Regions from separate parts of the Mus musculus genome. Here regions 2, 3, 4 and 5 are each linked to region 1. Evidence: chromatin loops called from intact Hi-C (ENCODE). Cell type or tissue: left cerebral cortex. All regions are shown on one strand. Each heading gives the region's core, and the rest is flanking DNA. Links, peaks and the distances in the headings are about the cores only. Region 1 holds the start of Cemip (cell migration inducing protein, hyaluronan binding). Region 2 has its middle 59 kb from the start of Olfr291. Region 3 overlaps Il16 (interleukin 16). Region 4 has its middle 23 kb from the start of Mesd. Region 5 holds the start of Abhd17c (abhydrolase domain containing 17C).

The links. Hi-C counts contacts between places; a loop is a spot of excess contacts. Peaks named below come from ENCODE experiments on the same cell type or tissue, not always from the same donor. Only the 100,000 strongest peaks of a DNase experiment are listed, where the experiment ranks them.
Region 2: it touches region 1 in a loop (9-fold over the local background); 2 of 42 quality-filtered maps call a loop at or near these places.
Region 3: it touches region 1 in a loop (4-fold over the local background); 2 of 42 quality-filtered maps call a loop at or near these places.
Region 4: it touches region 1 in a loop (6-fold over the local background); 32 of 42 quality-filtered maps call a loop at or near these places.
Region 5: it touches region 1 in a loop (3-fold over the local background); 10 of 42 quality-filtered maps call a loop at or near these places.

What each region holds. Positions count from the first base shown.
Region 1 is chr7:84,083,992-84,089,870 of GRCm38, reverse strand. Cemip (cell migration inducing protein, hyaluronan binding) reads left to right here and starts at 3,366. Exons shown (of 29, transcript NM_030728.4): 1 at 3,366-3,613. In left cerebral cortex, for the core only: CTCF peaks have their summits at 713 (motif pointing left) and 3,144 (motif pointing left); DNase peaks (open chromatin) are centred at 3,149, 3,385, 4,206, 4,558 and 1 more place; H3K4me3 peaks cover 2,434 bases; H3K27ac peaks cover 1,254 bases.
Region 2 is chr7:84,791,489-84,797,367 of GRCm38, reverse strand. No RefSeq gene overlaps it. Among named protein-coding and RNA genes, the nearest start is that of Olfr291, 59 kb to the left of the region's middle. In left cerebral cortex, for the core only: a CTCF peak has its summit at 2,495 (motif pointing right); a DNase peak (open chromatin) is centred at 2,522.
Region 3 is chr7:83,665,917-83,671,795 of GRCm38, reverse strand. It overlaps Il16 (interleukin 16), which reads left to right. Exons shown (of 19, transcript NM_001360087.1): 9 at 1,587-1,704; 10 at 4,788-4,920. Among named protein-coding and RNA genes, the nearest start is that of Stard5, 37 kb to the right of the region's middle. In left cerebral cortex, for the core only: a CTCF peak has its summit at 2,884 (motif pointing left); a DNase peak (open chromatin) is centred at 2,872.
Region 4 is chr7:83,911,894-83,917,772 of GRCm38, reverse strand. No RefSeq gene overlaps it. Among named protein-coding and RNA genes, the nearest start is that of Mesd, 23 kb to the right of the region's middle. In left cerebral cortex, for the core only: a CTCF peak has its summit at 3,003 (motif pointing left); a DNase peak (open chromatin) is centred at 2,998.
Region 5 is chr7:84,149,620-84,155,498 of GRCm38, reverse strand. Abhd17c (abhydrolase domain containing 17C) reads left to right here and starts at 3,606. Exons shown (of 3, transcript NM_133722.2): 1 at 3,606-4,217. The coding sequence starts at 3,655. It overlaps Gm39044 (a long non-coding RNA gene), which reads left to right. Exons shown (of 3, transcript XR_869770.2): 3 at 1,471-1,813. It overlaps LOC117997403 (a long non-coding RNA gene), which reads right to left and starts at 3,359. Exons shown (of 3, transcript NR_169136.1): 1 at 3,128-3,359; 2 at 2,815-2,953. In left cerebral cortex, for the core only: a CTCF peak has its summit at 3,072; DNase peaks (open chromatin) are centred at 3,334 and 4,076; H3K4me3 peaks cover 2,760 bases; H3K27ac peaks cover 542 bases.

The DNA of each region.
Region 1 (5,879 bases), core at 248-5,247:
AGGATAATATCAACTACAGTTGGTTGGGCCCTCCCATGTCAACCATTAATCAAGAGAATGTTCTATAGACATGCCTACAGGCCAGTATGATAGGTGTTTTCTCAATTCAGGCTCTCTCAGAGGACCAAGCTCATGTCTACAACTCACCAACACCCATTTCTATGGAGCTGAGAAGGGCCCTGGGCTCCAGATTCTCTTTCCTCCACCTACTAATCTGAATTACAGGCATGAGCTACTGTGCCTGGCTTTTAAAAACATTGTATACTGTAGCTGTCTACATTGTAAACTGGTTGGTACATTGTAACCAGAAGCTAGGTGATACCCCTCCCACTGGGTTCATTTTCTGAAAAAAAAAAAATTTTTTTTTCTTGAAAATAGGAAACACATAGAATTTTTTTTTCAATTAGGAAAAGAATATACTCAGCACCAGTTTATGAGTATTCTATATCTACGTCTTTCTCTGTGGTGGTGACCAGCTCGCGGGAGAAAGGTAGAAATCCACTTAAACAGCTCCTGAAAGGTTGACCAGGGTCCTAGGACTTCCTGTCCTAAATTCTTGCCAGATGTGCCCTACTGGGCAAGCTCCTTGGCCTTCAACAAAACAGGAATCTAGCAACTCGAACTTGCTAGAAACCTGGCTTCAGGATGCAGACTTCAGAATGTTCTTTTCCTGACGCCAGCTTCAGGCTCTGTGTCCAAGGGTGACCCCTGTTGGTGGCATTGCAATTTGCTCCTTTCCCCTGCTTGAGCGGTTCAGTCTCTGGGGATATACCCGAGGTTCACTGTTTTGCTTGTTTAGTAGAACTCTCAAGGTCTAGAGCCAACCCATGCAGCCTTATCCTGCTTCTTGTTTCTGATGGTTTTCTCAGTACCTTAGAGGAGAAGTCAGGGAAATCCCAGGAAGTCGGATTTGGAGAACAGAGCTACAGGTGTGGACAGCCCTTCAAACTGTGCACAGGTGTGTATGGATGGTGGTAGCGTTGGTGGTCAATAGGTGAAGTGAGGTGACCTTTGTTTTAAGGGATGGATGTGAAATATGGCTGCCTTGTCAGATTCAGGCAGTTGGTGGAGCAGGGCAAGACAAGATATGACATCCTACAGGATGAGGTCTAAGGGCTGAATATTCCAGGAAGGTGGTAGGAACTCAGTGCAGGTCTTAGAGGCTGGTGTGACGCCGTACACCCCCAGCCAAGAGCACCACTGGTCCCTCTGGGGATCCTGGCAAGAACTTGAAAGCTATCAGTTCATTTTGCAACTAGCCCCCATCTCTGCATTTATAAGTCTTGGATTTAGAGAAGTGTAGATAGGAAATCCATCAGGTTCACATTGCTGGTAATCCACACCAAAAGAATTACCCATCATACACTGCGGGTTACAAAGGCCTGGGTAGAAATGCTGAGTGGACGTGGCTGGAGAATCTGGTTTTAGACATGTGGAGCCTGTCTGTAATTCATCAGCTTCTTCCACCCCAGGCATGAGCCGATGATAAAAGAAAACTGGATGCCAGAGGAATGAGCTGGACACTCTGCATCTTGGAGAAAGCATGACAAAGCACTTCCCAGAGCCCATCCCTTAAGCAGGAGATTACTCCTCATCCCTGAGATGCCTGTGAAGATGAGCTCCTCCCTTGCTTTGCAGCCTCTGGTCTGTGCTCCACTGGTGGGAGAAGGAGCCCCAGTGAGGCTGGTCCAAGCACAATGCCCAGTCACCTGCTCCTCCTTGTTTGTGGGCCTGGGGAATGGGTTCCTTAAGAAAGGGATTCAGCAAGTATGTGTACTGCAAGGACTGGATAGGCACTTTATAAGGAGGTAGGTCTCAGTTTTATTCTGCTAGAAAGGGAGAGCAAAGAAAGGAAGCTTGCTACCAGACCCCGTTGATGGTATGCTTGGAGTTCAAAGGCAAACTGAGACTCTTGATCTTTGGTTCCAGCTTTCTAGAGAAGATCTGGGGTGGAGTGCTGTGCTTCCCTGGTTCCAACACATGGCCCAAAGGCTGCTGCCCAGAGGACCTAGACAGGGGCTTCCAAAGTCTCTGCCATAGACTGGCCCTAAAGCCTGCACTGAGATTCCTAAAGCTGGTGGGCACTGCCTAGAATGAAGACCCTCTCGCACAGCAGTGAGCATAGGACATTGGCAGGCAGGAAGAAATGTGTACTTGAGAACTCTCATTAACCAGAGGAGGGAGCTGAGCAATAAGTCTCAAAGAGGGACAGCATATAGAATTGCAACCAAAGCTGTCATCTTAGAATTAAAATGAAATGGAAAAAAAAATCCCCAGCACCTTTCACCCTTTTTGCCAGGGTCAGAGTGGATAGGTAGCTGGTGCTCAGGGCACCCAGTGTTGAGGAGATGCTAGATGCTCTGGGTGGGCTTACTTATTCCTATGGCAGAGGATAACTCACTGGTGGCACTGTCTTGTTTTGATCCTTGAGAACATTGTCCTGTCCAGGCACAGACTACATGCAGGATAGCAAACACTTACTATGACTTAGTACCCACAAAATCTCACTGAAATCCTCTCTCCAGGCTCATGGGAGCCCAATGGTGAAGTCCCTTGTTTATGGTCAAGTAACTGGCATGTGCAGAAAACTGACACATGTGAAGAAGTAACTCTACTATCCGTGTGTGTGTGTGTGTGTATGTGTGTGTCCCCTAAGACAGAGGTCAAGCTGCTTGGAGTGTTATTTGTTTTTGAGACCGGGTATCTCTATTTTACCCGGACTGGCCAGCAAGCCCCAACAAGCCACCTGTCTCCACCTCCCCAGCTCTGGAATTACAAATTAGGGCTATTGCCCACCCAAGGCATTTTTATGAGGATTCTGGGAACTGAACTCTGTTTTTTCAAACCTGTAAACATCTTAGCGGTCATCTCCCTAGCTTTCAAAACAAGATCTTCTCTAAGAGACCTCTAGACCTAGGCGATCCTGGATTCTGTTGCTATGTTGGCTTACAAAAAGTGTTACGGGTTTGAAATCTAACAGCCTGAACGTAGAGTGGTGGCGACTCTGTCAAAATCTCTTTTTTCTGGCTGACTGTCCCTTGGGGAGGCCACTGGATACAAGCTGCGCTTCCATCACTAAGCCCTCGGAGGTCCGCAGCTTTCGTCCTAGGCTCCAGCGCCCTCACCTGGTGGCCACGGCTTGTCCCGGCGGCGGCTCTCGGGCTCAGGTCTGCGGCTCCCGGAGCGGCCGCCAGAGCCCGCCCGGGTCCAGCCCCGCAGGCCGCCCACCGCGGTGAGTGGGAGGACGCTGCCCAGAGACAGGGGTGGGACAGGGGGGACGGGATGAGTGCGGGCGCCGGGGGCTCTGGTGGGGAGGAGTCAGGCCCGGAAGGCGACTATAAAAAGCGTCGGCTCGGGCTGGCAGCTCCGAGCTAGCTACTAAGCCAGTGAGCGCGCGGAGTCGAGCGAGGAGCGCCTTCTGCGCTGAGTGGCAGTGGTCTGGTGCTGCTGGAGCACTGTGCCGAGTGAGGTCGGAATCTGCACCCCACTTTCCGCCAGCTCCCGTCCCACTTGCTTACGCTCAGGAGCTCAACGCGTGGGATCAGATACTAGACTACGGGATGCTGCACTCCAGATCCCCGAGGCGTGGCAGGGTCTCGGTCATCAACCTGAGGTAAGAGGACCGGAGCTAGGGCGCGAGGGCTGCTTGGGTTAAGCTATGGGGAGGAGAGGAGAGACCGGATCCCACATTCTCCCCTCTGTTAGGTAGAACGTTGCCCTCCATCAGTCTGATTGTCCAGCCTATTATTCTATGCTGTCTACCACTGTCTGTCTGTCTGTCTGTCTGTCTGTCTGCCTGCCTGCCTATCCATGAATATATTGGTGGGCACACGCCTCCGCCACGGTCCTTCGTCTCTGAAATCTTTACAAATGTCAGGTGTTGGGGACACCATCGTCCAGGAATGTATTCGACGGGAGGTGGATTTCTGTTTTGCTTAGTTTGTGCCCCTGTGAATGGCACCAGATGTTCACACAAACAACAGTGTCTAATCGAAGAGAGATGGCCCCTAGGCAGGTCTCGCAAGGAGCCCGGTGCAGGGAACGCGCTTACCGTGTGGCTAATGGTGAGCTTCGCAAGACTGTACCTTGTCGCTACCACGTAGGCAAGGTCTCCTGGGTTCCCTAACCTGCCTCTGCCCTCCCAGTGATACGCTGGCACCGGGCTGGAGGAGATGATCTGATGTTAGACGACCTCGGTGGCCTCTGCTGTTATTTAAACAAACACTAAGCCTGGCAGCGCTGCAGGGACATTTGGTGGCCCCTGGCAACAGACAGCATCTGCAAGAAGGGTCTCGCTAGATTGACAGAAAAACCAAGGTCTCCATAAGGCACAAGACTGAGTTGTCCACGGTTCTCAAGCTCTCCGCTCTGGTTCGGTGACATCTCGGAATGAACCCCAGAGAATCCTTGTGCTCTTGACCGAGCGTTGTGCCGGTGTTCCCCAAGACTGGACACTCTACCCGCCCCAGGTCTGAGGTTCTCAGTCCTGCTCCGAGCAGCCAACTCTGCCCACAGGTAAGACCTTCTCTTTAAAACCAAGCTTTTGATGTGAGAGCCACGGCTTGGCTGAAGCCTGTCCAGGAGACCGTGAGCCAGGGAGTCATTTCCATCTCCGCGGTCTGGAGAGGGACCCTAAGGCGCGCCCGCGGGCGGGGAATAGGCTGCTCCGCGTGCCCAGGCTCGGCGCCACCATGGACAGCTCCCAGCTACTTCCGCCACTCGGGGCCTGTGGCCCTGAGTCTGGTGTGTTCAGGCACCTCCCTCACTGATTAAGGTGTTCAGACACTAGGAAGGTAGAGAGGGACTAACAGTCTTGGGGACCTAGGCATTTTTTTCTGGAGGCACTAACCACTCAGGAGGGAGCCTACTTTGCCGGAGGCTGTGGTTTTCTACCAGGTCCCAGCAGAGCTTGCATCTTTTTCTGTGTAGCCCCTTGATGTCACTAGGGGCTTCCTTTATTCTTATGTGACAACATGGAGATCCCTCAGAGGTGAGACAGGTGTGAAACTTTTGTTCTATGACCCAGACAATGAGGTAAAAGTATATATAATTAGATACAGAACTAAACTGCTTTCAGTGCACGGTGTAAGGTCAGTTTTGTAAAATTAAACAATGTAATAATATGATAATGAATCAATACTTTAGTTTCACAGTTTATGAGAGAATGGAGAAAAAAAACACATTTAAAAAATTACGAAGGAAGTGTCTGAGTGGGTGTATAAAGCAGCCATGCTCTTTCTGATCCTAACAGTGTCCTCTAAAGCTGGACTCTTGAGGAAGCTTCCAAAGGCTCCACATAGCCGTAGCTGATGGATGGTTCAAACTGACTATCTGGGAACAGAGTAGGGATTATGTCCTTCTTTTATTAAGAAATGATACGGGATGGGATCTTTTGTCAGTACTACCTACACTCAAATACAGAAATGTGTGTCTCTTTATTTTAAAAACTGCAAGAAATCAGGTCTTTCCTGCTTGTGACTGAAGCATACATATAATAAATAGTTACAAAAAGAGAAAGGAAAGGAGAGAGGGAAAGAAAGAGAGAAACAGAGAGATCTGTGACTTCAGGAAAGTCAACTTTTTTTCCTCCCCTGTAACTGGGGGCAAGCGGAATCGCTCGGTAAGTGGCTGAAATTACCAGTATAAGGCAAAGCATTTAAGTCCAGTGCTGAGCACAGAGAACTCTGCTAGAATGATCCAGATTACAGGTGCATTTCCAAGTGCTGCGCATTTTTCTGAAATGCTTACCCGCCCCCTGTCCCCTTTCTTAGCCCAGTAACTGGTTGGGATTGGTTCTACCACCTTGTTATTTTCACATTGGTGAAAGTGCTGAAGGAAGAGAAGTGGAAGGATTTTTACGAAAGACAAATCAGTTCACT
Region 2 (5,879 bases), core at 458-5,457, 710 kb before region 1:
TATTTTTTTACACTCCAGCCATTGTCTCCCTTCCTGGTCCCTCTCCCACAGCTCTTCATCCCATCCCTCCTCCCCCATGTCTCTAAGAAGGTGCTGCTCCCGCCAGGCCTCCCCACTCCGTGGGGCCTCAAGTCTCTTCTCCCATTGAGAACAGACCAGACAGTCCTCTGTTATATACATGTCTGGGGACTTGGATCAGCTCCTGTATGCTGCCTGGTTAGTGGCTCAGTGTCTGAGAGGTCTCCAGGGTGCAGGTTAGTTGAGACTGCTGGTCTTCCTATGGGGTTGCACTCCTCCTCAGCTTCTTCCAGCCTTTCCCTAATTCAACCAAAGGGGTCCCCAACTTTAGTCTATTAGTTGACTGTAAGTATCTGCATCCATCAGCTGCTTGTTAGGTCTCTCAGAGGACAGCTCGCCTAGACTCCTGTCTATAAGCATATCCCTACTTTGGGGCATCCCAGAGTTTTCACAGGAACTAGGGCTTCCCCTTTCTTTGATGCCAGATAAGGCAATCCTCTGCTACTTAAGCAGCTGGAGTCATGGGTCCCTCCATGAGTACTCTTTGGTTGGTGTCCCCGTAAGCTCTGTTGGGGGGGTGGGGGTCTGGCTGGTTGATACTTTTGTTCTTTCTATGGGATTGCAAACCCTTTCAGCTCCTTCATTCCTTCCTCTAACTCCTCCATTGGGGTCCCCTTGCTCAGTCTTGCTCAGTTGGCTACAAGCATCCAAATCTGTATTGGTCAGGCTCTGTCAGAGCCTCTCAGAGGATAGCCATACCAGGCTCCTGTCAGCCACAAGCAATCTAAGATTCAATAAAATCCCCAAAATGTGAACTCAATTCTTCACAGAGATAAAAGGAGCGATTCTCCAATTCATCTGGCATAACAGAAGCACCAGGATAGTTCTCAACAATAAGAGACCTTCTGGGAAAATCACCATCCCTGACCTCAAGCTATACTACAGAGCAATACTGATACAAACAAACAAACAAACAAAGACAGCATGGTATTGGCACAGAGACAGTCAGATAGATCAATGGCATGGAATTGAAGACCCAGAATTAAATCTACACACCTATGGTTAAGTGATCTTTGACAAAGAAGCCAAAGCCATCCAGTGGAAAAAAAGACAGCATTTTCAACAAATGGTGCTGGTTCAACTGGTGGTTAGCATGTAGAAGAATGCAAATTGATCCATTCTTATCTCCTTGTACAAAGCTCAAGTACAAGTGGATCAAGGACCTCCACATAAAACCAGATACACTGAATCTAATAGAAGAGAAAGTGGGAAGGAGCCTTGAACATATCAGAACAGGGGAAATTTCCTGAACAGAACTCTACATACCGACTGCCCATTAGACCAGCACAATTTCCTAAAGATGCTTTCTTTTTTCCATTATATATGTTTTTGGCTTCTTTGTCAAAGACCAAGTGTCCATAAGTATGTGGGTTTATTTCTGTGTCTTATTCTATTTCATTGATCAATTTGTCTGTCCCTGTACTATCCATTAACGTAATCCACTATATAAACAAGGAAAAATTCACATGATCATCTCATTATATGATGAAAAAACATTTGCAAAATACAACAACCCTTCATGTTAAAAGTACTGCAGAGGTCAGGAATTCAAGGCTCATACCTAAACATAATAAAAGCAATATTCAGAAAACCAATATCAAATTAAATGGAGAGATATTTAAAGCAATCAGGGACAAGACAAGGCTTCCCATTCTTCCTGAATCTATTCAATATAGTACTCAAAGTTCTAGTTAGAGCAATCAGACAACAAAAGGAGATCAAGGGGAAACAAATTCGAAAAAAAGAAGTCAAGGTATCACTATTTGCAGATGATATGATATTATACATAAGCAACCAAAAAAAAATTCTACCAGAAAACTTCTACAGCTGATAAACAACTTCAGAAAAGGGACTGGATATAAAATTAACTCAAACAAATCAATAGCCTTCCTTTATACAAATGATAAACAGGCTGAGAAAGAAAATGGGGAAACACCCCTCACAATAGGCTCAAATAACAGAAAATATCTTTGTGTAACTCTAATCAAACAAGCAAAAGTTCTGTATGACAAGAACTTCAAGTCTCTCAAGAAAGAAATTGAAGAACTCAGAAAATGTAGCAATCTCCCACACTCATGTATTGGTAAGATTAACCAATAGCCAAAGTAAAAGTGGTCATACGACCAAAAACAATCTACAGATTCAATGCAATCTCCATGAAGATTCCAACACAATTCTTCACAGATGTGAAAAGAGCAAATCTCAACTTCATATGGAAAAACAGAAGACCCAAGATAGTGAAAATAATTCTTAACATTAAAAGAACTTCTGAAGGAATTACCATCCCTGACCTCAAGCTATACTGAAGACCAATAGTAATTAAAAACTGCAGAGTATTAGTACAGAGACTTCTTCTTTAACACCCCCTAACCTCCACCAGCTCAACATCTTAGCTCTAGTTTAGTGCTCAAATTCTAAAGGAGCTAGACACTAGGTGGAGCCCTAGGATTTTCTAAGACAGACAAAGACTAGACTGTTGTTCTGTACTGAACTTGCTGTTTTCTATTTAACTCTCCAGTTTGGTCTTTCTGGCTTTGCAGGGAAGGAGGGAGGATCCTCCTAATTTTAAAATGCCTTGAAATTCGTGCCTCACATTGCACCTCACACAATAATAGTGGGAGACTTCAACACACCACTTTCATCAATAGACAGATCGTGGAAACAGAAACTAAACAGGGACACAGTGAAACTAACAGAAGTGATGAAACAAATGGACTTAACAGATATCTACAGAACATTTTATCCTAAAACAAAAGGATATACCTTCTTCTCAGCACCTCACGGGACCTTCTCCAAAATTGACCACATAATTGGTCATAAAACAGGCCTCAACAGATACAAAAATACTGAAATTGTCCCATGCATCCTATCAGACCACCATGGACTAAGGGTGATCTTCAAAAACAACGTAAATAATGGAAAGCCAACTTTCACGTGGAAACTGAATAACACTCTTCTCAATGATACCTTGGTCAAGGATGGAATAAAAAAAGAAATTAAAGACTTTTTAGAGTTTAATGAAAATGAAGCCACAACATACCCAAACCTATGGGACACAATGAAAGCATTTCTAAGAGGGAAACTCATAGCTCTGAGTGCCTCCAAGAAGAAACTGGAGAGAGCACACACTAGCAGCTTGACATCACATCTAAAAGCTAGAGAAAAAAAAGGAAGAAAATTCACCCAAGAGAAGTAGACGGCAGGAAATAATCAAACTGAGGGGTGAAATCAACCAAGTGGAAACAAGAACTATTCAAAGAATTAACCAAACGAGGAGTTGGTTCTTTGAGAAAATCAACAAGATAGACATCCCTTAGCTAGACTCACTAGAGGGCACAGGAACAAAATCCTAATTAACAAAATCAGAAATGAAAAGAGAGACATAACAACAGATCCTGAAGAAATCCAAAACACCATCAGATCATTCTACAAAAGGCTATACTCAACAAAACTGGAAAACCTGGACGAAATGGACAAATTTCTGGACAGATACCAGGTACCAAATTTAAATCAGGATCAAGTTAACGATCTAAACAGTACCATATCCCCTAAAGAAATAGAAGCAGTTATTAATAGTCTCCCAAGCAAAAAAAAGCCCAGGACCAGACAGGTTTAGTGCAGAGTTCTATCAGACCTTCAAAGAAGATCTAATTCCAGTTCTGCACAAACTATTTCACAAAATAGAAGTAGAAGGTACTCTACCCAACTCATTTTATGAAGCCACAATTACTCTGATACCTAAACCACAGAAAGATCCAACAAAGATAGAGAACTTCAGACCAATTTCCCTTTTGAATATCGATGCAAAAATACTCAATAAAATTCTCGCTAACTGAATCCAAGAACACATTAAAGCAATCATCCATCCTGACCAAGTAGGTTTTATTCCAGGGATGCAGGGATGGTTTAATATATAAAAATCCATCAATGTAATGCATTATATAAACAAACTCAAACACAAAAACCACATGATCATCTCGTTAGATGCAGAGAAAGCATTTGACAGGATCCAACACCCATTCATGATAAAAGTCTTGGAAAGATCAGGAATTCAAGGCCCATATCTAAGCATGATAAAAGCAATATACAGCAAACCAGTAGCCAACATCAAAGTAAATGGTGAGAACCTGGAAGCAATCCCACTAAAATCAGGGACTAGACAAGGCTGCCCACTTTCTCCCTACCTCTTCAACATAGTACGTGAAGTATTTGCCAGAGCAATTTGACAAAAAGGAGATCAAGAGGATACAAATTGGAAAAGAGGAAGTCAAAATATCACTTTTTGCAGATGATATGATAGTATATATAAGTGACCCTAAAAATTCACCAGAGAACTCCTAAACCTGATAAACAGCTTCGGTGAAGTAGCTGGATATAAAATTAACTCAAGCAAGTCAATGGCCTTTCTCTACACAAAGAATAAACAGGCTAAAAAAGAAATTAGAAAAACAACACCCTTCTCATAGTCACAAATAATATAAAATATCTTGGCATGACTCTAACTAAGGAAGTGAAAGATCTGTATGATAAAAACTTCAAGTCTCTGAAGAAAGAAATTAAAGAAGATCTCAGAAGACAGAAAGATCTCCCATGCTCATGGATTGGCAGGATCAACATTGTAAAAATGGCTATCTTACCAAAAGCAATCTACAGATTCAATGCAATCCCCATCAAAATTCCAACTCAATTCTTCAACGAATTAGAAAGAGCAATCTGCAAATTCATCTGGAATAACAAAAAACCTAGGATAGCAAAAACTCTTCTCAAGGATAAAAGAACCTCTGGTGGAATCACCATGCCTGACCTAAAGCTTTACTACAGAGCAATTGTGATAAAAACTGCCTGGTACTGGTATACTGACAGACAAGTAGACCAATGGAATAGAATTGAAGACCCAGAAATGAACCCACACACCTATGGTCACTTGATCTTCGACAAGGGAGCTAAAAATATCCAGTGGAAAAAAAAAAGACAGCATTTTCAACAAATGGTGCTGACACAACTAGTTATCATGTAGAAGAATGCGAATCGATCCATACCTATCTCCTTGTACTAAGGTCAAATCTAAGTGGATCAAGGAACTTCACATAAAACCAGAGACACTGAAACTTATAGAGGAGAAAGTGGGGAAAAGCCTTGAAGATATGGGCACAGGGGAAAAATTCCTGAACAGAACAGCAATGGCTTGTGCTGTAAGATCAAGAATTAACAAATGGGACCTCATGAAACTCCAAAGCTTCTGCAAGGCAAAAGACACCGTCAATAAGACAAAAAGACCACCAACAGATTGGGAAAGGATCTTTACCTATCCTAAATCAGATAGGGGACTAATATCCAACATATATAAAGAACTCAAGAAGGTAGACTTTAGAAAATCAAATAACCCCATTAAAAAATGGGGCTCAGAACTGAACAAAGAATTCTCACCTGAGGAATACCGAATGGCAGAGAATCACCTGAAAAAATGTTCAACATCCTTAATCATCAGGGAAATGCAAATCAAAACAACCCTGAGATTCCACCTCACACCAGTCAGAATGGCTAAGATCAAAAACTCAGGTGACAGCAGATGCTGGCGTGGATGTGGAGAAAGAGGAACACTCCTCCATTGTTGGTGGGATTGCAGGCTTGTACAACCACTCTGGAAATCAGTTTGGTGTTTCCTCAGAAAATTGGACATAGTACTACCGGAGGATCCTGCAATACCTCTCCTGGGCATATATCCAGAAGATGTCCCAACCGTTAAGAAGGACACGTGCTCCACTATGTTCATAGCAACCTTACTTATAATAGCCAGAAGC
Region 3 (5,879 bases), core at 433-5,432, 420 kb after region 1:
GGGTGAGTCATGGCGTTAGTCTGCTGCTTCTCCTGATGGCCTGCACTAGAACCAGTGCTGAGATGCTTTAAGCAGCCACATCATAGCCTCTGTCCCCGCAGATTGTTTCAGTCTTGCTTGGTGTGAGCTTCAGGGACCCACAGGCCTATTAAGCCAAAGAGCTCTTGCCCTGGTTAGGAGACCTGGGTATCAGGATCGACTTTGATCTCTGTTCACAGTGCATGTCACAGCCCATATATTTTTTAACCTTGATAACAATAACCCACAACAGCCATCCCTCTTGGTGCTGTTGGGAGAACAAACATCAAAAGGTGAAACCACTTTTTCTAAGCTATGTATGCCTAAGGAAAACCTGAAGGAGGCTCTTTCTCCTTACTACTCCATGGACCTTCCATTTGGTCCTTCCTAGCTGCCATGTTTTTGTTTCCAAGGCCTTTCCAATCTAGCCAACCATCTGTCTCCTCTGCCATTCTGGAGGTCCCCATACCCCTAACATCACCTGCATTCTGTTTGTCTAGGACCCATGTGCCCTGTGCAACCATCTTCTTCTCACATCTTCCCAGTTACCTCATGGACGGCATGAGTGCCTGTAGGGCAAGACTTCATAGGTCTGGTCCTTTCCAGATTTCCTTGTTTGAAAGCAGCCTGTCGCCCACCAATCCCTCAATTCAAGACTGCCTTGGAGAAATTTTATCATGCTATGCTTATATTCCACCCCTTTGGAGTATATTCTGTGCACTCCTGTTTCTGCTTTGCTGCCCTCTTTACCCCTCTGGACCTTTCCAGTGATCCTTGCACTTCCATTCTTAACCATCCATAGTTATCTCTCCTTGTAAAGCCAGATATATTACTAAAGATGGAAGTTAAGGTATACCACTTCCTCATTCCTGACTGTCCCATGGCATTTCTTCTCAGTCAAAGAGTTTGTTTTTGTATACCTGTGCATACAAAGCCTTTTGAGTCCAGCCCTTGATCCCTGCCCTATGCCACCTCATCTCTCTCTGCATCCCGCATTCCTGGTTGCCTGGGATCCATGCTCTTGGGTCCATCACCTCTCTGCATGTCTATCCATGTTCTGCCCACAATGGCCTTTCAGGACCTATAGCAACATGATGTATTCCTCCCAGCCCAGCCTATGCCTGGGCTGTTTCCGCTAGTCAATTGTCTGCCCTGTCTCCTCATCCTGGCTCTTTATTGTCATCCATGGTTTAGACTAAATGTAGTCCCTGAGGCATGAAGGGCTGTGCTGCCACCTTCTAACACGGTCCCATTCATTTCCTGCATAGATCACTGTCTCCTCCCCTCTTCCCACTTCCTCTAGCTCTTGCCTGGTGTCTTCCCTCTCTCATTTCCTAGTGTTTCTCCATTTGACCTTACTACACCCCCTTCTCATTGTCTGCTTTGGGCATCATTTGGTCCCCAAGTGGCCCCTGTGCACAGTGACACGCCACACACAGGGCTGGAATGAATGTTGTGTCCAAGACACTTGACAAGCCCAGGATGTCAGGGGTCAGAGACACCTAATAGGCTAGTCCCCACCCCAGAAAGGCTCACATCTTCCACTCTTCCTCCATTTTGCATTCCAGAGGCAGGTGTTGGCCTGGGGATCGGCCTGTGCAGCATCCCCTACTTCCAGTGCATCTCAGGCATCTTCGTTCACACACTGTCACCAGGATCCGTGGCACATCTTGATGGACGGCTGAGGTGAGTCCTCATTTCTGAATAGACCCTTGTCTTACAGCATGGAGTATCTTGAGTTGACCTCAGCAGAAATGGTGAAATATTCAGTCTTGATTCTGTTACACATCAACAGCTGCCATGTCAGTCACCTGGTGTGGTAAATACAATTTGGGTGTTTTTAAATCCCACCTTAGATTGTTTTGTTCCCAAACGAAAGACACAAAAGCTTTATATTTATAATAAGCCTTAAAAGTACTAGAGCTGGGCTCTAAGCTACTTGATCTATTTCCCTGTCAATAACCCTGAGATATCATTTGGCCTGTTCTACCTGGGTTGCTCTTTCAACTGGCTGGCCATGTTCTCACAATCCACCCACCACATGATACTCTCTTCCTTCTTCTTCTCTTTACCTTGTGGTCTCTGCCTCAGACCCAAAGCCTGGGAACCCAAACTCTGCCTACCTTTCTCCTGCTCAAGCCATAGGCATCTTTATTGACCAATCAGGGATAATTTTGGGGTCAAGATGACATAGCATCACTTGGTATACATAGGGATCTCTTCATCCCTGATGATCCACTCATTGGGGGCAAACAGATCTCAGGGGCCAGTATTTAGCATTGCAATGCACAGCAACAGATCAAACCTCAACAGCAGGATTGCGGTCTTCGCAGCCCTACACCAGAGCTGCTATGCCCAGTGTTACTGATTCCTAAGAAGTCTGTGTGCATGTAACAGTTAAAGAAACACGGCTTCTGAGAATGCCGGGCTGCAAGGGCAAATAGAAAGGAAGCATATTTTAACTCAGATTCAACACACAGAATCCATGGTGTCACAGATGGGCATCTCTCAGGTTTACCTGTGAGCTCTACATGCAGACAGAGGTGTTTTAAGCCAACCAGCCATGTCCATGCATGTCCTTGCTGAGAGAAGCAAAATGATTTTAGATACTGCAGTCACACCTCTACAAAGAACTCCTGCAATCAGTAAGTGATCTGATTAGGTAGAAATCATTTATCTTAGTTTAACCTGTTACAATACTTTTGCAGCTATTCTAACATCTGCCAGTGGTATAAATGCATCTGTTGCTAGGACACACTTTTGCTAAGCAGGAAGGTTTTGTCCTGATTTTCAGTTTTTTTTTTTCCTAGTGTGAGAGTCAGGATAGAGATGCGGAGCTAGGAATAGATCTGTGCTGCCATCTGCAGGAGAAGCACTGCTACTGTGCTGGGGACATTCCTGCAGAGATAGGGGCCCAGGAGCAGGGCTAGGTGACCTAGCTCTAGAGTCAGGGCATCTTGTTGCAGAATTGGTGGACCCAACTCAGAGTTGGGGTGTTTATTTTATCTCTTTTGCCCCCATCAGAGGCCCACCATGGGGTAGGGACTCTTCTGTGTTACATGGCTGGAGTCTTCAATTATTCAAAATTCAAAAAATTAATTAAAAATCCACATCCAGAGAATGTGAATCATCTTGGCAAGATAAGGGGGTCAGCTCTGCAGAAACACAGAAGGAAGCAGGGGGTGCAGAGTCAGGAGACTCAAGTTCTCATTCTGACCCAGCTGATCACTTGAAAACGACTACCTGCTACCTTCGTTTACACTAACGTTTTGTTTGAACACAGCCATGCACTGTTCTTGTTTGCTGTCCAAGGTTGCAGCTGTCACCTACAGTGACAGAGTTGAACATTTGTGACACAGACATCATGTCTTGGAAAACAAACATTTACTCTTGGCTCTTTACAGAAAAGTGTCCCTCCCCAGTATAGGTTGCAATAGAAAAGTCATTTCACCATTGATGCCCCAGTTTCTCCATCTGCAAGGGTGGAAGGAATTGGGCCATGTCTTAGGGTTACTATTGCTATGATGAAACACCATGACGAGAAGTACCTTGAAGAGAGGGTTTATTTTACTTATGCTTCCATATCACTGTTCATCATTGAAGGAAGTCAGACCAGGAACTCAAGCAAGGCAGGAAACTGGAGGCAGGAGCTGATGCAAAGGCGGTGGAGGAGTGCTGCATAGAGGCCTGCTCAGCCTGATTTCCTATAGAACCCAGGAGTGGCACCACCACAATGAGCTGGGTCTTCCCCCATCAATAACTAACTAAGAAAATGCTCTTTAGGTTTGCCTATAACTTGATATTCTGGAGGCATTTTCTCAGTTGAGATTCCCTCCTTGCAGATGATTTTAGCTTGTACAAAGTTGCCATAAGACGAGACGGGACAGTTTATATCAACAACACGATACAATCCTGTCCTTTGTATCTTTGTTTTCTGTTTCAGTGGTTGTGTTAACCAGCATTCTGTCACTGTAGCGATTATCTGAGGCAATCGACTTATAAGAAGCGAGGTTTATTCTGGCTCACAGTTCTGGAAAATCCATATGTGTCTGACCAGTCCGACGGCATGTGGGTCTGTGATGAGGAAACACATTAGGGCAGGGAGAGGAGCCAGAACAAAGTGTTCACCTCTGTCTAGAATGCTGACAAAGAGGAGAGAGCAGAGCCACAGTGGTCCCTGCAAAGGCACCCCCCCTCCAGTAACCAGAGGGCTTACGTTGGGCCCTAGCTCCTCAGTTTCACCACCTCTCAATAGCACCCAATGGAGGATTAAGCCTTTGGTGCAAAGGCCTTTGGAAGGTACCATTCTAATCCACAGCACAGCAGTTGCTAGTACAAGCAACACCCATCTTGGAACTAAAATAAGTTTCCTTGGCGGATGTTCTTGCTTCTCTTTGCAAGGACCTCTGCTGCATCCTTCCTCAGTGATTTCTTTACCTTTAGCACATGCTGCCCAGTCCTTCCTCCTCCAAGACACTCTACTTCTGGGGACATCAAGGGCCAGGATGTGGTGAATTATGTTATGGCTGGTCAGCTAGAGAGGGTAAAGCATGACTTCAATGTTGAGCAGGTCAAGGGAAGAAGGAAGGGAGAGTGACAGGTGAACAGAGTTTGTGTTGACTGCTCTGTGCATGAATCACTGGCCCAGATGGTCCACAGTGACAGGAGTGCATTGCTGCATTGACACACAAGGAGTGGGTTCCTGAAAGGTGACCCTCTTTCTGTCATAGTTGTTAGTGTGTTTTAGGCTCCTGTGGGTGCTTTTGCAGGTGTGGTGATGAGATTGTGGAAATCAATGATTCTCCAGTGCACTGCCTGACTCTCAATGAAGTCTACACAATCCTGAGCCACTGTGACCCTGGCCCAGTTCCCATCATCGTAAGCCGACATCCGGACCCACAGGTAATGTGCCATCAGGCTTTTCTCTGCCTAGGCTCACTCGATCAGTATGAACGTCAGAGGAAGAACGGAATGGAAAAAGAGATGTTGCTGGCTGGGGTTTGATCTGTACTCATCCAAACCCTTTCAGACTTTGTGTGGGAACAACTCTCTATAGCAGAGACCCACTGACAAACTCCTAGTCAGCAGAAACAATTGATATCCACGTAGGAAAATCTTATAGCTGAGTTACACGTTTCGGGACAGAGAGACAGAAACCCAGAGTCCCATGTATCAAGTGCAAGCGATCTATTTGTGTGTGCACCTGGTGGGCACTCACAGTGAAAATATCTAGAGCTCAGCCATGAGGATTTAGGATTGAGCAAATTTATAGTGGGGATCCCAGAATAAGCTCATGGCCCCAGTAAAGAGACCACAGAGAAGGGGCAGGATCAGTAAAGCAGAGGTCACTAGAGGTTAGGTTTCTCTAGAAAATCATCCCAGTAAATGGGAGCACAAAGTTCAACGTCAGAGTCAGAAGCAATGAGCCATAGCTTTGTAAAAAGGAATGTTGGGTGGAATTGTACTATAAGTGTGCTCACACTGCTGCTGAGTCTGTTCTTTTCTGGATACAGTGGGGAGCTATAGGCCATTAGCCCGAGATGCAACAGGTTCATATTTTATTGTTCCGACCTTTGAACAGGGTAGAATATGTGGAGTATAGAAGAGAGAAATACAATGGGAGCTAGAGAAAGTAACCAAGGAGCTAAAGGGATCTGCAACCCTATAGGAGGAACAACAATATGAACTACCCAGTACCCCCCAGAGTTCGTGTCTCTAGCTGCATATGTAGCAGAAGATGGCCTAGTCGGCCATCAGTGGAAAGAGAGGCCCATTGGTCGTGCAAACTTTATCTGCCTCAGTACAGGGGAACGCCAGGGCCAAGAAGTGGGAGTGGGTGGGGGGGGGGGCGTGTGGGGGAC
Region 4 (5,879 bases), core at 331-5,330, 170 kb after region 1:
AGCACTGGGAGGAGAGCTGGGGCTGATATTGAGATGTAAGGTGAATAAATAAATTTTAAAATATTTTAAAAGTAAAGAAAAATAATAAAGTTAATAGAACTAGAAAAAATATTGTGAATCACCATGGCTGATGGGTTAGCTTTAATAGTCACCAATATCTCAATGGTCACTTGACTCTTCAGCTGGGAGGGGTGCTGATTTAACCAGTCTCTGATCACTGGCCTATTTCACGATGTGCATGACCACCATAAATAAAATAAAACACTGCACCACGTGTTCTTTTCATAAGTCCTTGGTATCACTGATGCATGTTCTTTGGAGCCACAATCTGCATGCTTGTTGATGCTCTTCTTCTACAACGCTGAACGGCTCTGCAGAAAAGTTGCTCCAAGTAATTCTTCTAACACCGCTGTCCAGGAGGGTCGAGTTCTTTTTTATTTCTTTCAAAGTATTTACTTTCTAGTTCTTTTTACAACCCACTTGTTTAATAGTTTAATAGATGCACCTCACTGTTCTTTCCAATGATATCTTATAACTACAGAAGACACGGACACACATGGAATTTTAACACATTTGCCCTTATGTAAACTGGCCACTTCTGATAATTTTAGTGGTTTGTTTGTTTTTCTTTCTTCCTTTTTTAAAAAAGATTTATTTATTTATTTTATGTACACCATTGCTCTTTTCAGACACACCAGAAGAGGGCATCAGATCTCATTACAGATAGTTGTGAGTCACCATGTGGTTGCGGGAATTGAACTCAAGACCTCTGGAAGAGCAATTGGTGCTCTTAACCACTGAGCCATCTCTCCAGTCCCCTCTTTCTTTCTTTCTTTCTTTCTTTCTTTCTTTCTTTCTTTCTTTCTTTCTTTCTTTCTTTCTTTCTTTCTTTCTTTCTTAACTCTTACTGCTTTGTAGGAAATATTTCTATATATAAAGTATCAAGTGTCTAATAGTCCTGGCCACATGGGAAGTCACGACAGGAGGTAGAAACATGAGTTCACAAGCTTGAATCAAGCTGGGCAATGCAGTGCGACCCTGTCTCAAGAAACAGGAAGAGGGAGAAAAAAATGCTGTATAGAGGTGAAACTTTAGGGAAGAGACTAGGCTAAGCCATTAGGCTGAAATCTCCATAGTCTGTGACTGGTTTTTAAGGCCTTTTGAGGAAAGAGACCAAGGAGCCCAAGTGCAGCATTTTTCTAACGAGTGTGTAATAACACACAACTTGTCACATCACCTGTAAGGTCTGGAAGTCACAGAAAATTCCAGATTGAAAGAATTCTGCTCACTGATAATCTTTTAAAAGTAAACTTATAGTTAGACAATGCACACAGATATAAAATGTGCCTTAAACATTCTCTCACTGTGTCAGGTTGTTTCATATAAGGGCTTTTGAATATATTTCTTCATGATTCCTTTTTAATATTTTATGCTCCTTTATTATGTTTAATTCCCAAAGAAAGGAGTTACAGAGACAAAGTTCGGAGCAAAGACTGAAGGAATGACCATCCAGAAACTGCCCCACCTGGGGATCCATCTCATAAACAACCACCAAACCCAAACACTATTGCAGATGCCAACAAGAACTTGCTGACAGGAGCCTGATATAGCTGTCGCCTGAGAGGCTCTGCCAGTACCTGACTAATACAGGGTCCCCTATAAAGGAGCAAGAGAAAGTACCCAAGGAGCTGAAGGGGTTTGCAGCCCCCTAGGAGGAACAGCAATATGAACTAACCAGTAGCCCCAGATCTCCCTGGGACTAAACCACCAATCAAAGAAAACACATGGAGAGACTCATGGCTCTACCTGCATATGTAGCAGAGAATGGCCTAGTTGGTCATCAATGGAAGAAGAGGCCCTTGGTCCTGTGAAGGTTCTATGCCCCAGTATAGGGGAATGCCTGGGCCAGGAATTGGAAGTAGTTGGGTTGGTGAGCAGGGGGAGAGGGGAGAGGATAGGGGATTTTCAGAGGAGAAACTAGGAAAGGGGATAACATTTAAAATATAAATAAAGAAAATATCTAATAAAAAAAAGAACAAAAAAAAAAGAAAGAAAGAAAATAAGAAAAACAGAAAAAAATTCCCAAACATTTAAAATATAAAAAAAGAAAATATCTAATTAAAAAAGAACAAAAAAAAGAAAGAAAGAAAGAAAGAAAATAAGAAAAACAGAAAAAAAAATTCCCAAAGAATATTTTGTGTGTTTTGAAACAATTTAGTATTCAACATTAGATATAGGATCCTCTGTTATGGGTAGTATTAAATGTTCATTAATGATATTTTTAGGATGTAAAAGGATATGAATATAAAAGTTTAACAAATTTTATGTATTATTTGATTCTCAAAATATTCAATATTATTAATATGTTTAATGTTTAAATGCATTTAAATAATAAAAAATTTTAAGAGAGAAAAGAGTGTTTGGAACTGCAAGCAGGTGGGTCTGCAGAGAGGCCCATGGAACAAGACCCAGAGGCAAATTGAGGGAACTAGGGCAGACTTCAGAATCCAAACACATGAGTTCAAACCTCACCTTTGTCTTTGCTTTGTGGTTGGACTTTGGGAAATTGGCTGCTTCTCTGGACTGTGGCTTCTCTCTGTGTAAAGTAACATATATATCATTATCACATAGGGCTGCTGAGGGTGATATAAGTTATTTAGTATATTAGGTGCTCACATGCCACGGTCAAAGTCAAGTTTTAGTAGTTGGTCCTCTCCTTCCACCTAGTGAATGTTGAGGTCAAACTCAGGTTATGAGGCTTGGTGTGCAGGGTTTCTTTGCTCACCAAACAGTCTCTCTAACCTAAATTAATATAGGTCATGTTAAAGGATGCATAGGGGTCAAATGATCACTTATATTTCAAAGATAAATTGAGTTACAGGGGTGTATTTTCACAAAACACGAGTTTGACTGAGTAATAACTGAAGAATTCTTACCAGAGGACCTCAGTGAAAAAACCCCAAAGAGCTGGAGAAACAGCAAGGCACAACCGGTCTCTGCTGCCCCCTAGTGGGAACCACTCAGATTTCAAATCGATTCCTCAAATGGGAAGGCTATCCTGAGAGCAAAGGACTGTCTTGTTTTTTCAGGACTATACAGAAGAGACTCTAGCCTTCTTTTCTCTTCTTCTCTTCTCTTCTCTTCTCTTCTCTTCTCTTCTCTTCTCTTCTCTTCTCTTCTCTTCTCTTCTCTTCTCTTCTCTTCTCTTCTCTTCTCTTCTCTGCTTTCCTTTCCTTTCTTTCCTTCTCTCTCTCTCTCTCTCTCTCTCTCTCTCTCTCTCTCTCTTGAAATGAGATTTCAAATGGCCTTGACCCCACAATTCTATGGTTTCAGACTCTCAAGCGCATGGACGTCAGGTGTGCTCCACCTCCTCTGATTGAGTCTTGAGAAGGTGACGAGGCACTCACTACCCGTTAACATCACCGGGCAGGTCCCTTTCTGCCTCAACCCACTACCCTGTAAATAAGCTGCCACATCTTACCTGCAGAGCTGTTGTGAGAATGCGCATTATCTCTAAAAACCTAGCTATGCTCGCTGCTGTGCACCGCTCTACAACAGAACTTCTGGAAAGCTGACTCAGCATTCCCAGTTCTTCAGGGCCTTTTCCTCTCAGATGCTGCACAGTCTGATAATAGGAAGATAATAAAACCAGGTTTTAATCGGGATCTCTTGCAACAGAAGAGCGTTCTGAGCACTGGAATTTATAGCTGAGGCAGGGTAGAGTCGGGGGATGAAGACAGCAGATAGCAGATACTGCCAAGTGTGAGGGGGTCCTGGCCAAACTGGCTCACTGGGTCCTTGCTAAAACATCATGTCAGAAGTGGTAAGGAGTGAAAACATCAGACATTCTATCTCTCTTGTTTCTCTTCACTGTGACAGAATGCAGGACATAAAACAGTTTAAGCAGTTTGTCTTCCTCAGAGCTTCAAGCCCTTATTGCTTGGTCCCATGCACTAAGGCACAGTGCTGCGGCAGTATAAGCAAGTGAAGAAAGCTGTTCGTAGGAACGGAACCAGAGAGGAAGGGGTTGGGGACCAGAGAGAGCCTTCAAAGGCACGCCTCTAAGTGAGCTTCCTCCAACTGGACCCCATCTTCTAAATTTTCCAGAACATTCCAAATATTTCCAAAATAGTGCTACCAGCTGGGGACTATGCTTTAACACACAACCGAAGAGACACTTCACATTTGACCCATATCTATATGAAGTGTGATATCAAGGGTATGGGATGCGAGGAGAACTGACTTGACAGGATTCTTGCCAAACTGGGAGATATAAGTTTGCCATAGATGAATGCTAAGGGCTGGGGCCTAGTGGGCTTGAAGGAGCCTGACTTATGTTTGATCAAGGAGGTGAATCTCTTTCAGATTCCATCAGAAAGGATTTAAATCTTCCAAACCTTCCATACTCCTCATGGGGTCCTATTTTACCATCAGGTCTCACAGTCAAGAGCTGATGCCTGAGTACAAGAAGGACTATGCACATTGCATCATGCCAGAGAAAAGAAAGGTCCCCTGCTTCCTGCAAACCTCCAGTCAGAAGCCAACCATGGTGATCCACACCTATAACCCCAGCATTTGGGGGGGGCGAGGCCAGGGGATTTCAAGTTCAAACCCAGCCTGGATTACACAGCGATGTCTGGTCTCGGGGCTGGAGAGATGGCTCAGCAATTAAGAGCACTGACTGCTCTTCTGAAGGTCCTGAGTTCAAATCCCAGCAACCACATGGTGGTTCACAACCAATTGCAATGAGATCTTGATGGCTTCTTCTGGTGTGTGTGAAGACAGCTACAGTGTAGTTAGATATAATAATAAATAAATCTAAAAAAAAGAGAAAGACAAAGCAATGTCTAGTCTCAAAAACAAAATCAAACTTGAGTCATAAACCAGTTTAACAAGAATCCCTCTTCCTTGATAGATAATCAAATCCCTCTTAACCATTGCTGCTCAAAGCTGTACACTCTGCCCTTGGCTATAAACCTCCAGCTGTCTTCACTGCATTCTCAAGTGAGCCCTTTCTCTCATCACAGGGTCAGTAAAGGCTCTCTCCCTCTCCCTCTCCTCTCCCTCTCCCTCTCCCTCTCCCTCTCCCTCTCCCTCTCCCTCTCCCTCTCCCTCTCCCTCTCCCTCTCCCTCTCCCTCTGCCTCTCCCTCTCCCTCTGCCTCTCCCTCCCTCTCTCCCTCTCTCTCTCCCCCCCCTCCTCTCCTCTCCCCCTCCTCTCCTCTCCCCTACCCTACCCTACCCTCCCTTCCCCCCTCCCCTCCCCTCCCCTCTTTTCTTTTCTTTTCTTTTCTTTTCTTTCTTTTCTTTTCTTTTCTTTTCTTTCTTTTCTTTTCTTTTCTTTTCTTTTCTTGAGACAGAGCTCAGATACTGTCATTTGGCTTTGAAATCTCTGAGCAGCTGAAGATGACCTTAAACTTTCTGTCTCTACTTCCTGCATGCTGGGATTATAAGCATGTGACACCACTCCTTCTACAGTGCTAGGGCTCAAACCCAGAGCTCTGTGCATGATAATTACTTTTCTGTTGCTGCAAGAAAACAGCAGGAACAAGGCAATGTATAGAAGAAAGAGTTTATTTGCCTTACAGTTCCAAAGGGTTAATAGTCTGTGGGGATGGAGTGGAGGAAGCAGGTGGCAGGTGGCTGGAGCAACAGCAGAGTTCACATCTTGAACCACAAACAGGAAGCAGAGAGAATGTACTACAAATGGCGTACGGCTTTTGAAACCTTGGAGCCTGATTCCAGTGATGGGCTTCCTCCAGCAAGGCCACATCTCCTGAACCTACTCAGTGCCACCAGCTGAACCAATATTCAAATACCCAAATATAAGGGAATCTCATTCAGATCATTGTAACGTTGACTTTTTCAAGGCTTACTTTCA
Region 5 (5,879 bases), core at 586-5,585, 65 kb before region 1:
AAGATAGTGGTAGTTTGCAGAAAAAAGTACCCTATGCCTGAAAAGTGATGTCTAATTGAGTGGCAGACAAAGTGATGAATTAAAGAAATATTGGGCAGAAGAAGATATGCCCAGCTTTACTTAAGAGAGAGCAGCACAGAGAGAAAAAGGAAGGAGGCAGTTTTACTGGGACAGTTTTAGAGAGACAGGTTATAGAGTGGGAACATGTTAGACACAGGTGAAAGACAGAAGCTAGAGAATGAGAAGAAAGATTAGAACATATAGCCAAAGAATATGAGACGAAGCAAAGCAACTCAGGAGAAACTGAGAGAAGTGAGATTGGATCAGTCAGCTAGGACAGTAGTTTGAGCCAGAACAGCTGAGTTGAACCAGCCAGCCAGAGATCAGAAAGAGCTCGGAAAAGGTGATCATGTTCAACATCAAGTCTCAGAGGCGGAAAGCATTTTAGGTCTAGATTAGATTGTACGGAGGCTAGGGCTTGTAGGACTAGGCCTAGCAGACAAAGGCAGTAAGCTTCTAGACAACAAATTACATCAGGTGAATAAAAGTAACTTTTATACCCTTCTCTTCTGGTCATAATACATAAATCACCTTTTTCATATTAATATGGGCTTGCTTTTACAAATCAAGTCAATCTTCAGTAACTCAACACCTAGAAGACTAATATGAAAAACAATGTTGAACATGTAAATGCCAGTATCAAATATTGAAGTCGATGCCTTCAGCTACATGGTGTGTTTAGCTCATTAGCCCTAGCTGGTGGGTGGGGCAAGAGTTACTTCAACAGCAGTGATAATCCTAACACTGGCTGTGATATGACTTTGTCCCTTCACATGTCCCAGGTCAATTAATTGACTAGACTAATGCTAAGGACCCAACAAACACATTTGCTGGTCTGAATTCAAAGTTAGACCTTACTCTGCTAGAATGGTAAGAATCACATAGGAGTTCTTAAAGGTCAAGTTGGACATCTGTTAACCCTGGTCCTTGTATCTAATAGGGCACAGCTATTCTCCAAGGTAGATGTTAAACTCCCTCAGCCCAAATGCCAAGGCATCCTGTCTCACGTGTGGATGTTCACAGCTAAAGATGGTTGTACAGAGAAGTTGGCATCCAAACACTAGAATGTATTTCCTGAGGAGCTTTTATATGACAGATGTGCTGAGAGGCTGAGTTTGTCAGACCTGGGCAGCACATCTCATTTAGAGGGCCACACGAAGCCTAACTCAGCTCTGCATAGCATGGGTGAGCAAGGCTTGCTCTCTATGGCACACAACATAAGGGTTTAAGTTTAATAGTCAGATAGACACAAATCAGTTTACTTTCACAGGGAGCCTCCCTCTGTACAGCTTCTTAAAATGATCCAAAAATTTAGTTGTTCTATTTAGTTGTTGGTAATGTACAAAATCATATTGCACAAGTCCTTTGCAAAAGGAGACTAAACTAAGCCAACTTTAAATTTCCCAACAGGACTGCCACCAGAACATCTGGAATATGATTGCTATCCTCCCTATTGGCAGCACAAAGATGTGGACTTAGGCATCATTAGCTGTCTGCTCATGAACTGCATGCTATTGCATTCTGTCAGGTGGGAGGAACGGTGCTGGAGGAAGACTGACTGAGACGAGAGTAGATGCTTCTCACTTCAGTTCGGTACTCAGCGTCCTCTATTTTCACTCTGCACTAAAGTGAAATGTACTAGCTTATGTTCCTCACAGAAATACCACCAAGTGGGGACCCGAGACCATTGCCTAAGGCTACCTATGCCCACCCCCAAAACACATGTAATAATAATAATAATAATATTTAAATGTTCACAAATAGCTGATTTGATTGTTTGCTTATTTAATTGAGACATGGTCTCATTGCCCAGTTTGGCATCAGCTCACTATAAAGTTGGGAATGACCTTGAACTTCTGATCCCCGCCACCATTTTTGAGTTGGTGGCTTGTTTAATTCACATGCAAAACTGTTTTCGGTCTTCTTAGAGTGTCTTGACTGACTATGGCAGAGATGGTCCTATCTTTTGCAGTTCTGGCGACTGACCCAGTAGGTATTGCTTGAAAAACACGACACACGTTGACTTAATACGGGAAACAAGCAGGCAAAATATTAACATGAAACAACTCCCAGAGTCTTTGGGAAAAACTTGGGGTCAGTCACTAAAGCCTGGCTAGGGAAGAGCAGCTTTGCCCATCTAACTTTAAAACAGACTTGGAGAGGCGTTGTGGGCAGGCTTTTGGGGATTCAGTGAAGATACGGCCTTTGAAAACTCAGTCCACAAGGTTACTACTTAAAGTGGTACTGGTAAATCAATTTATATTAGGATGCTCAAAATTCTTTTTGTTTAAAAAATGTTGTAATCCTTCTTGGGACATTTATGAGGTCTGGAATGGTGACTGCCCACTGGGGCTCTGGTTGTATTCATTGCAGGTAGCCTAAAATGACCTCCTACCCCTGAAAGGAAAGCCTGGTGCCAAAGTCCAGAGGAGAGGCTCTGCCAACCGGACACCAGGGTTCACACGGTTTCAGAAGCCCTGAGAGTTATATTTGGAAAATCACTTAAAGCCTATAGCCAAGACAATAGTGGATTAAAATCGTTGTAACATGTCTTTCATGATTAAAAAGTCTGGCGCCAAAACAGTTCTAGAGAAACTAACATCAAAAAGGACAGATATGGAGTATCCAGTTGGCACCACAGGGGATGATGTAAGGGATGGGGGTGAGAGAGGACCGTGTTGACACCATTTGTTGTAAAACCAACAGGCTCTGCTGTAATTGTTATTACAGAAAGACCTGCGTAGCTGTACATACCCAACAGCCGCCTGCAACACGGGAACACGTACGAGATGGACCAGAGCATTTATGGTAGTGGCTGTTCAAGAAGTCTTGAATCTCAGCAAGTGGTGGTAGAGGCTAGAAGCATGTGAGTTCTAAACCAGTGTAGGCTAAACTGTCTCAAACAACCAAAAGAGAAAAAAATAGCATTGATTAGAGGAAAGCAAGGCATTTTTAATGTACTCAATTCTCTTTCTCAATAATTATCTTTTACATAAATTCCCAATAACTCCACCAGGACAGAAAGCTGGTTTTGGAGAACTGAATCCTAAAGTATCTGCACACCTACCTTTTCAATCCAGGATTGTCCCAACCGCTCTAATCTCTTCAGACCCCCGCCCCAATCGCGCTAAGCCCCGCCCCAGACTCCAGAGCCTCGCTTCGGACCGGGGAGTTTGTTCTAACGAGTAGCCCCGCCCAGATGCGCTAACTCCCGCCCAAGAGGCGGGAGCCCCGCCCAGCCCGGGGAGTCCTGCTTCAGACTGGGGCGTCCGTTCCGATGGGTAGCCCCGCCCGCCTGTGGGGGCGCGCGGCGCGGTAACCCGGAAGTGGCAGTAGCGTGCGGGGGCGGGGCGGCGCGCTGGAGCGGGCCATGGCCGCCGCCGCCGCGGGCTTTGTGTGCCGCGCGCGAGCCCCGGCCGTCCGCACCTCGCCGGGGCTGCGGGGCTGCCGCTGACCCGCCCCGCTCGCCGCGCCGCGCCCGCCTGGCCCCGCCCCTGGCCTCTCCGCCTTCTCGGCCGGCCTCCAGTTCTCGGCGCTCTCCCTCTGCGCTCCCTGCGCTTCCCTCCCGCCCGCGGCGGGCGCCAGGCCGCCCCGATGCCCGAGCCCGGCCCCAGGATGAACGGCTTCTCGCTCGGCGAGCTGTGCTGGCTCTTCTGCTGCCCTCCTTGTCCGAGCCGCATCGCCGCCAAGCTGGCCTTCCTGCCGCCCGAACCCACCTACACGGTGCTGGCGCCCGAGCAGCGCGCGCCCGCTCCCGCGGCGACCCCCGCGCCCGCCCCGGCGGCGCAGCCCGCTCCGGCCGAGGAGGGTGCGGGCCCCGGCGCGTGCAGCCTGCACCTGAGCGAGCGCGCCGACTGGCAGTACTCGCAGCGCGAACTGGACGCCGTCGAGGTCTTCTTCTCGCGCACGGCCCGCGACAACCGGCTGGGCTGCATGTTCGTGCGCTGCGCGCCCTCCAGCCGCTACACGCTGCTCTTCTCGCACGGCAACGCCGTGGACTTGGGCCAGATGTGTAGCTTCTACATCGGCCTGGGCTCGCGCATCAACTGCAACATCTTCTCTTACGACTACTCGGGCTATGGTGTGAGCTCCGGCAAGCCCTCCGAAAAGAATCTCTACGCTGACATCGACGCCGCGTGGCAGGCACTGCGCACCCGGTGAGCCCCGAGCCACGGTTGGGGTGCGGGCTTGTGCTCCCGGATTGTTGCATTCGCTCGAGATTGCAACAGCCCTCGGGGATGGAGAGCTCAGACTTAAAGGGTCCTGCCTGCTTTTCACTGGCCCGCGCGGCCTGGAGTCTTTGTGGCTCCGGTTAAACGCACGTGGCCGCTGTGGGGGATGCCAATGTACCGGCCAAACCAACTTGGTTGGGCTTGAGTTGTGTCTTGAGCTACGCGCAGACCCCGAAGGTCTGGTAGAAGTGACCTTGGGGTTTTCAGAGCCCTTGACAGCTGGGGAGAGACGATGACCTCTAAAAGACTTTCCAAGTAGAAAGTGTCCCTGGGGCGATGCCTGTGCAGCCCTTAAGGCTGGGTCGGGTCGGGTGTGGGGAGGACTTTGCCTCCTGGTCCCGCAGAGTATGTGGCACTGGGAGATCAGGAAGTTAGCTGAAGAACCTTCCCTAAACACCACCAGTAGCGCAGAGTGTTATAGGCGTGAGGAAATCTCTTGACCTTGAGTTAGCGTTCATAAAACTGGAAAGTATTTATTCAGGGTCTTTTATATGCTAAGCACAAATTGTTATATTCTGAGGACAGACCAGGTTGGGGGGGGGGGGAACTAACTTAAGTTTTACTCTGAACTTAGACATTTGGTTTGCGGGAAAGTCAAGTGACCTGACCAGTTTTGGTGCTTGTGACCTTCCCATGCAATCCCCATAGCACAGGTGGCAACCGTACCTGAGGTCCTGTGTGTAATGAGCTTGGATTTCGTTAGAGGAATAAGTCCCCAGAATGACAGTAGGCACTGTTCTTTTTAGAGACCTTTGTATCGTTTTTATGAAACGTCTATTTGCTAAGCTAAGTACATGGCCAGTAATAATGACTTTATTTCCATATGTGTTGCACATATGTTCATAAGTTATCCCTTATGCTTCTTGAGAAATGGCTTGTATAACAGAGAAGTACTTAGTATTCACTCTAAGATGCTTGCTCACATTCTTCTGAGGTCTTGGAGGGCTCCTCAATTGGGGTATAGTTTTTGGAGAATGATGTAGGCAGATGAGGCTGGATTCTATCCTGATGGAGTGGCTGAGGATCCACAAGTAGTCACATGCCACCTGCTCCCAAGAACAGGTTTCAGAAGTATTTGTCAGAAGCGGGGAGTGGAGTGCTGGTGTGGGATATGCTTCAGCACTCTGGAGGGAGGCAGAGGCTGGAGGATTGCTCAAAGTTTCAGGCTAGCCTGAGCTACATGGTGAGTTCTATGTTGGCCAGGGCCATAGTAAGACCTTGCCTGGAGAAAAATATGTGGAGTAGGTGGATGGCTGAGTGGGTGCAGGCTGCTTTGTGGGTGGACATGGTGACCAAAGTTTCCCCTGTGCAATCCAGAGGTGGAGGGAGAGAGCTGGCTCTCTGAGGCTGTCCAGTCACCCCGTAATTGTGCCCACACGTGTCGCACAATCTTGAACTACTTAATCTGCCATAGTGTAGGTATTAAAAATAGATTTTAGTACTAGATGTTTCTACAGTGAAACACAGAAGTACTACCTTGAGTTGATGGTCTGTAGAAATTCCTACAGAACATTGCTCCCATGTGGACCTTTCTCTTTTTCACACTTGAGTGTGTATGTCTGCTTTACCACATATGTGGGGTGCAGT